2 separate regions of the Homo sapiens genome follow, and region 2 is linked to region 1. A link is a contact called in ENCODE Hi-C or POLR2A ChIA-PET data. All regions are on one chromosome and are shown on one strand. Each heading gives the region's core, a stretch centred on a gene start or an enhancer-like site at or near the end of the contact. The rest is flanking DNA. Distances are from core to core; before and after follow the strand shown. Region 1 overlaps GRN (granulin precursor). Region 2 overlaps GPATCH8 (G-patch domain containing 8).

What was found. A loop is a pair of places that touch in the nucleus more often than their neighbours do. ChIA-PET counts read pairs that join two places held with the same protein, here RNA polymerase II (POLR2A). Pooled maps may share reads with other maps.
Region 2: a map of HL-60/S4 shows a loop between it and region 1 (3-fold over the local background). The contact joins two enhancer-like sites. A Hi-C loop is called at or near these places in 1 of 168 maps with a recorded cell type or tissue (HL-60/S4), 4 of 37 single-sample maps with no recorded cell type and 4 of 50 pooled maps. POLR2A ChIA-PET finds 5 or more read pairs at or near these places in 2 of 52 experiments (MCF 10A and activated CD4-positive, alpha-beta T cell).

Annotation. Positions count from the first base shown.
Region 1 is chr17:44,346,066-44,349,545 of GRCh38, forward strand. It overlaps GRN (granulin precursor), which reads left to right. Exons shown (of 13, transcript NM_002087.4): 2 at 3,093-3,237; 3 at 3,361-3,480. The coding sequence starts at 3,100. Among named protein-coding and RNA genes, the nearest start is that of GRN, 2.5 kb to the left of the region's middle. Within about 2 kb of position 2,231, at least 9 of the 41 ENCODE cell types and tissues checked have a DNase peak (open chromatin) inside an H3K27ac peak, as active enhancers do.
Region 2 is chr17:44,415,914-44,419,393 of GRCh38, forward strand. The region is part of intron 6 of GPATCH8 (G-patch domain containing 8); the gene reads right to left. Among named protein-coding and RNA genes, the nearest start is that of ITGA2B, 28 kb to the left of the region's middle. Within about 2 kb of position 1,783, at least 4 of the 41 ENCODE cell types and tissues checked have a DNase peak (open chromatin) inside an H3K27ac peak, as active enhancers do.

The DNA of each region.
Region 1 (3,480 bases), core at 981-3,480:
TACACTATACTCCCTCAATTTAGGGTAAACAGGAGGGGCCACATGCACAGGTAATTCACCAGGGAGCCGAACACTCCTGTGCAGACAGACTCCCCTTCCCAGCAAGCCATGGCAGCGGACAGCCTGCTGAGAACACCCAGGAAGCAGGCGGTGCCAGCTGCAGGTGCTTTGCCTGGGAGCTGTGGGGCTGAGGAGAGGGTCCACTGTCCAGGACCAGTGAACTTCATCCTTATCTGTCCAGGAGGTGGCCTCTTGGGGATGCTGAGTTAGGGGAGGGGCACTTGAGGAAAGCCAGGTGGAGCAGAGAGGATGTGAGTGACTGGGTGGGTGAGATTTCCTGCCCCTCCCCCCGCAGTGGTATCCACACCTAGACTCGTGGGGTAACTGAGGCACAGACAGAGAGCAACTTCTCAGGCCCTCACAGTTGGCAATTCTAGGATTAGGACCCAAGTGCGATTTTCAGGCAGTCCCTGTACCCTGTTTCTGTTGTACCTGTTGCACCATTCCCAGGCACTGCCCATCGTGCCACTAGTGATATGAACCCAGGTCCAATACGCTCTGGGGCCATCAAAGCCTGACGTCACCATGACCTGATGTGTGACGTGTTATAGGTGTCCCTTGGTATCTTCACGGAACTGGTTCCAGGACCCCAAAATCTGTGGGTGCTCAAGCCCCTGAGATAAAATGGTGTAATATTTGCATATAACCTATACATACTTTAAATCATTTCTAGATTACTTATACCTAATACAATGGAAATGACATGTCGGCTGGGCGTGGTGGCTCATGCCTGTAATCCCACCACTTTGGGAGGCCGTGGCAGGTGGATCACCTGAGGTCTGGAGTTTGAGACCAGCCTGACCAACATGGTGAAACCCCCATCTCTACTAAAAATACAAAAATTAGCCAGGTGTGGTAGCGCACACCTATAATCCCACCTACTTGGGAGGCTGAGGCAGGAGAATTGCTTGAACCTGGGAGGCGGAGTTCGCAGTAAGCTGAGATCGCGCCACTGTACTACAGCCTGGGTGACAGAGCAGGACTCCATCTCAAAAAAAAAAGAGAAAAAGAAAAAGAAATGCCATGTAAATAGTTGTGATCCTGAATTGTTTAGGGAATAATAAGAAAGAACTATCTGTAGATGTTCAGTATAGATGCACCCATCGTAAGCCTAACTACATTGTATAACTCAGCAACGATGTAACATTTTCAGGGGTTTTTTTGTTTTGTTTTTTGAGACAGAATCTCAGTCTCACTCTGTCACCCAGGCTGGAGTATGTTGGCGTGATCTCTGCTCACTGCAACCTCCACCTCCTGGGCTCAAGCGATTCTCCTGCCTCAGCCTCTTGAGTAGCTGGGATTGCAGGTGTGCGCTACCACGCATGGCTAATTTTTGTATTTTTAATAGAGATGGGGTTTTACCACGTTGGTCAGGCTGGTCTTGAACTCCTGACCTTGGGATCCGCCCACCTGGGCCTCCCAAAGTGCTGGGATTACAGGCGTTAGCCACCGCGCCCAATATATTTTGATCCCTGGTTGGATATGGAGGGCTGACTGTACTTAACATCTCTAAGCTTCAGTTTCCTCCTTTAAAATAAAGGTGTGGCTGGGTGTGGTGGTTCAAGCCTGTAATCCCAGCACTTAGGGAGGCTGAGGTGGGTGGATCAGCTGAGGTCAGGAGTTCAAGACCAGCCTGACCAATATGGTGAAACCCCCTCTCTGCTAAAAATACAAAAATTAGCCAGGCGTGGTGGCGAGCGCCTGTAGTCCCAGCTACTTGCTTGAACTTGGGAGGCAGAGGTTGCAGTGAGCTGAGATCGTGCCACTGAACTCGAGCATGGGCAACAGAGCAAGACTGTCTCAAAAAAAAAAAAAAAAAGGGGGTGAGCAGACGTGGTGGCACGCTCCCACAGTCCCAGCTACTTAGTAGGAGGCCAAGGTTGGAGGATTGCTTGATCCCAGGAGTCTGAGTCCAGCCTGGGCAACATGGCAATACCTCATCTCTAAAAATAAAATAAAAGTAAAGGTATTAATTACTACTTTGGATGGTTGTTGCAAAGAAATATATATAAAATAATGGAGAGTCTTGTAACTGGCTCCCAAGAGGCTCAACAGACATTACTGTTTTTGCTTCTTCATTATGAGTTACCTCTCTGGCCACCCCACTGAACTAGCTGGGCTAGCTGAGCCTGGGAGAAGAGTTGTTTAGGAAGTGAGAGGCTGCTCTCCACAGAGACTCAAGGCTCAGTTCCTCCTGGTGACTCAGATGGGCAGCCCAGTGGGCACACGTGGTCTCTCTCCACATGTGGCTGAGTTTCACTTCCAGAATAGATGGAGAGGCAAGGGCAGGGTTTAGCATGCTTGAGGAATCTCAGAGGGCCCTGGTGGTGTGGGGGACCCTCAGAACACAGGTGTCTCAAGGGCTGACCCAGCTTCTGTGTCCTTTTCTCTGGGTGAGGAGGGGACATTCATGGGCAGATGGTGACCTCTGGGGAAGGCAGCCCAGACTCCACTGGCCACCATATTTCCTTTTTCACAACTTTCTCACCCCTGTGGTTTCCCATGTCATCATGTGGCCGCTTCCCGCAAGGCCTTAGCGGGGTGCAGGTATGAACATAGTGTCAGGCAAGGAGGCATCTGGAGGGGAACCCTGGCTTTTCCTGGGGGGACTCCCTCCCTGCACCCTAGCCCTGTCCTCTCCCATGGCTACTGATGCCTTCCCCTCACCCCAGAGGTGGCCCACATCTGCACAGATCAGACCCACAAAAATCACGTCTTCCTGACTCTCATAAGCCTGCCCAGTGAGGCCCAGGCATTAGGCCATGTGCTGGGGACTCAGACCCACACATATACGCATGTCAGCATTCATGCTTACAGGTCCGCACATGCTGGGGCAAGTGTCACACACGGGGCGCTGTAGGAAGCTGACTCTCAGCCCCTGCAGATTTCTGCCTGCCTGGACAGGGAGGTGTTGAGAAGGCTCAGGCAGTCCTGGGCCAGGACCTTGGCCTGGGGCTAGGGTACTGAGTGACCCTAGAATCAAGGGTGGCGTGGGCTTAAGCAGTTGCCAGACGTTCCTTGGTACTTTGCAGGCAGACCATGTGGACCCTGGTGAGCTGGGTGGCCTTAACAGCAGGGCTGGTGGCTGGAACGCGGTGCCCAGATGGTCAGTTCTGCCCTGTGGCCTGCTGCCTGGACCCCGGAGGAGCCAGCTACAGCTGCTGCCGTCCCCTTCTGGTGAGTGCCCCTCAGCCTAGGCAAGAGCTGGCAGCCTGGGTTTTCCCAAAGGGTCATCTTGGATTGGCCAGAGGAGGACGCCAGGCACAAGTCTGTGGTTTATCATTTTCCCTGTCTTTCTAGGACAAATGGCCCACAACACTGAGCAGGCATCTGGGTGGCCCCTGCCAGGTTGATGCCCACTGCTCTGCCGGCCACTCCTGCATCTTTACCGTCTCAGGGACTTCCAGTTGCTGCCCCTTC
Region 2 (3,480 bases), core at 533-3,032, 69 kb after region 1:
TGGCAACATTAGGTCCTGAAGTGTCTGTTTTGAGGGTTACCCCTAATCACAAAAGCAGACAGCTCCCCTAAGCAGAAGGGGATTTTTTCAACAGTTTTGTTGTTTTTGAGACGGAGTCTCACTCTGTTGCCCAGGCTGGAGTGTAGCGGTACTATATTGGCTCACTGCAACCTCTGTCTTCTGGGTTCAAGCGATCCTCCTGCCTCAGCCTCCGAGCAGCTAGGATTACAGGCGTGTGCCACCACGCCCAGCTAATTTTTTTTTGTATTTTTAGTACAGATGGGGTTTCATTTCACCATGTTGGCCAGGCTGGTCTCGAACTTCTCACCTCACGTGATCCATCCACCTCGGCCTCCCAAAATGCCGGGAATACAGGCGTGAGCCACCATGCCTGGCCTTCAGCAGATTTTTTTTTAAGGTTAGCTATGTCGTGATTGCTGGGTATAATAAGTTTACTCCCAACATAAGCAGAGGGGAATGAATACATAAGACTTAACAGGTGAAAAGGCATGAAACATGCTAAATTTTTGGAAGACTGGCCAAATGATGTCAATTTTCTTATTAAGCAAAACAGACCCCAAGAAAATGGTATGAACAGTGGTATAGAATACCACTGAACCCAACATTTTCACCTCTCTGCTATAGGTTATTAAAATAAAACTACAACATGTTCAAGTGCTGAGATGCACTCCTTTCTTCAAACCTGTGTTGTTTCTTAAAGCATAATCCCTGAAGAGAACTGTGCTGTTTAAGTAATACATGTTATTGGGTAATGAAACAGTCAACTAAGAATAAGTAATCCTGTCAAAAAGCAGTTGCAAACAATTTAGACAAAGTTAATTAAATCATGTATTAACAGATTATATCCTGTACAAATCAGAATACAGTCACTGGTGGCTGCTAGAGGCTTCATCTGTTTTAGTTCTGCTATTTAAAGCTCAGGGAACTACTGTTTTTGTTCACAACTGAAACAGACCTTGGAATTAAATAAGACTTTAGTCCTTTTAGAAAATGTAAAAAGTATAGGAGTTTTCATACTACAGGTATTTTAGCAGAAAGAAGAGGGAGGCTAAAAGCATATTCCTCTGACTGAGATACTGAATCCTACAGTTAAAGGAATTTTTTTTTTTTTGAGACAGGGCCTTGCTCAATATATTACCCAGGCTTGAGTGCAGTGGCACAATCTTGGCTCACTGCAATGTCCACCTCCTGGGCTCAAATGATTCTCCTGAGGAAAACTCTAAATTTCTGTTCCTTGGTAATGTTATGTTACTGCGTAATGAAACCGTCAAGTGTCAAGTAAGAGTAAGTAATCTTGTCAAAAAGCAGATGCAAACAGTTTAGACAAGGTCAATCCTGTCAAAAAGCAGTTGCAAACAGTTTAGACAAAGTTAACTAAATCATGTATTAATAGACTCAGCCCCTCTAGCAGCTGGGACCACAGGCAACTGCCATCACATCCAGCTAATTTTTGGGGGCATTTTTTGTAGAGACCGGGTTTTGCCATGTTGCCCAGACTGGTCTCGAACTTTTGGGCTCAAGTGATCTGCCCGCCTGAGTCTCCTAAAGTGCTGGGATTACAGGTATGAGCCACCACGCTTGGCCTAAAGAATTTCTGAAGATGCTTTACAGTACCAGATTTTGATAATCTGGATCAGACTACCAGAGACTGAAATCGCAAGGAAGTTGGTCCCAACACTATTAGCAAGGAGGCAGCTTTTCAATGTGCCAGTTCCCCAGTATCAGTCAGAAGCCACGGGAACCTGTGTGGGAAGGAAGGAAAAGCATAGGCCTGAGTCACAAATTCAAATGTTTACAGGAGTTTGGCAGGTAACATAATGAGTCACACAGATTGGTGTAAGAGAAAAGATGAAGTGGAGATCACAGCTAGTTGCAGAATGAGCAAAGAGATGGCAACTGTTCAGCTTTAGTCAACTGTTATGTTGAAATGTAGGCCCAATGTTGTCTGATAATTTTAATTTTTCAAGATAAGCCAAAGCCTAAATTATGTAAAATTGAATTTTTAAAATTTGGGAATCAACTGAAATTAAAAAGGGAAAAACTAATAATGTGAAGGCCAGATAAAATATATCTATGAGATAATTTGTGACCTCTCTAGTTTATGTACTAGGAGGACCTTTAGTGGCACAAACAAGAGGCTAAGATTGGAAGAAAAATCCTGAGTAGGTAACAAGGTACAAAGGAAGCAGCCAAAAAGAGAGAAAGAGAGAGAGAGAAGAAAAGAAAAAGAGGAAGAAAGGAAGGGAGGAAGGGAGGGAGGGAAGGAGGATTGACTATAAAGGTGGTGCTGCTATTAATTAATTTACTTTTGGGAAACAATATTCTTTGGAGTTTGAATTTTAGGCCTCTTGAAATGCTAAAGAAAATGATTCTACTGTCATATCCATCAGCAGACAAATTTTTTAAAGATATGCAAAATAATTAAGGAGGCAAGGACGTAGGGATAGAAAAATCTGTAGTATCAAATTTGTCTGTAACTTACACTAAGCCAACAAAGGTAGGAGATGATCAGTGCTAATGTCTTTTTTTTTTTTTTTTGAGATGGAGTCTTGCTCTGTCGCCCAGGCTGGAGTGCAGTGGCATGATCTTGGCTCACTGCAACTTCCACCTCCCGGATTCAGGCAATTCTCCTGCCTCAGCCTCCCCAGTAGCTGGGACTACAGGCACGTGCTGCCACGCCCGGCTTTTTTGTATTTTTAGTAGAGAGGGGTTTTCACCATGTTAGCCAGGATGGTCTCGATCTCCTGACCTTGTGATCCGCCAGCCTCGGCCTCCCAAAGTGCTGGGATTACAGGCGTGAGCCACCGCGCCCGGCTAGTCAGTGCTAATGTCTATTGAGCATTCAGGTGTTATCAGAATTAACTCATGTAAAAAGGAATCATATATTGGATTTCTTCAGAAATGGAAAGGCCTACTCTTAGAGATTTCAAAATGTATTAACATCGATCACTTGAAAACTAGGGTTAAACTACTGAAAAGAGCCAAAATACTTAATCAGCTTCTGTATCTCTGAAGATCAAGCTGGGTCTTAATATTTTTGTGTTAACAACTCTTCGTAAAATCTTGGAAAACCTGAGAAAAACTAGTGAATATAAAGAGGCACATAACACCCCCGCATCCTGTCAGGAAAAAAACAACTCAAACCTTGAATGAGGGTGACCATATAGCTCCTTTTGGAGAGATTATTTGTGCTTATTAAAGAGAAGGGTATGTTTAGGATCCTGCCTCTACTATAGTTTACTACTAACGTAATACATTATTTCTCTGAAAAATATTAATGGTGAAAATCTGATAGAAGATGCAAACTAGGGATTGCTAATACAGGGTTGAAAGTACTTACCTATTATCTCAGATTCATAATAATCCTGTGTGCCTTCCTGGAAGACAAGACAGGGTGTCTTTATGATTTTAGAGCATGAATTTGGAAAAATGGTAGGTCCATTTGTATGTTAAGTTCAT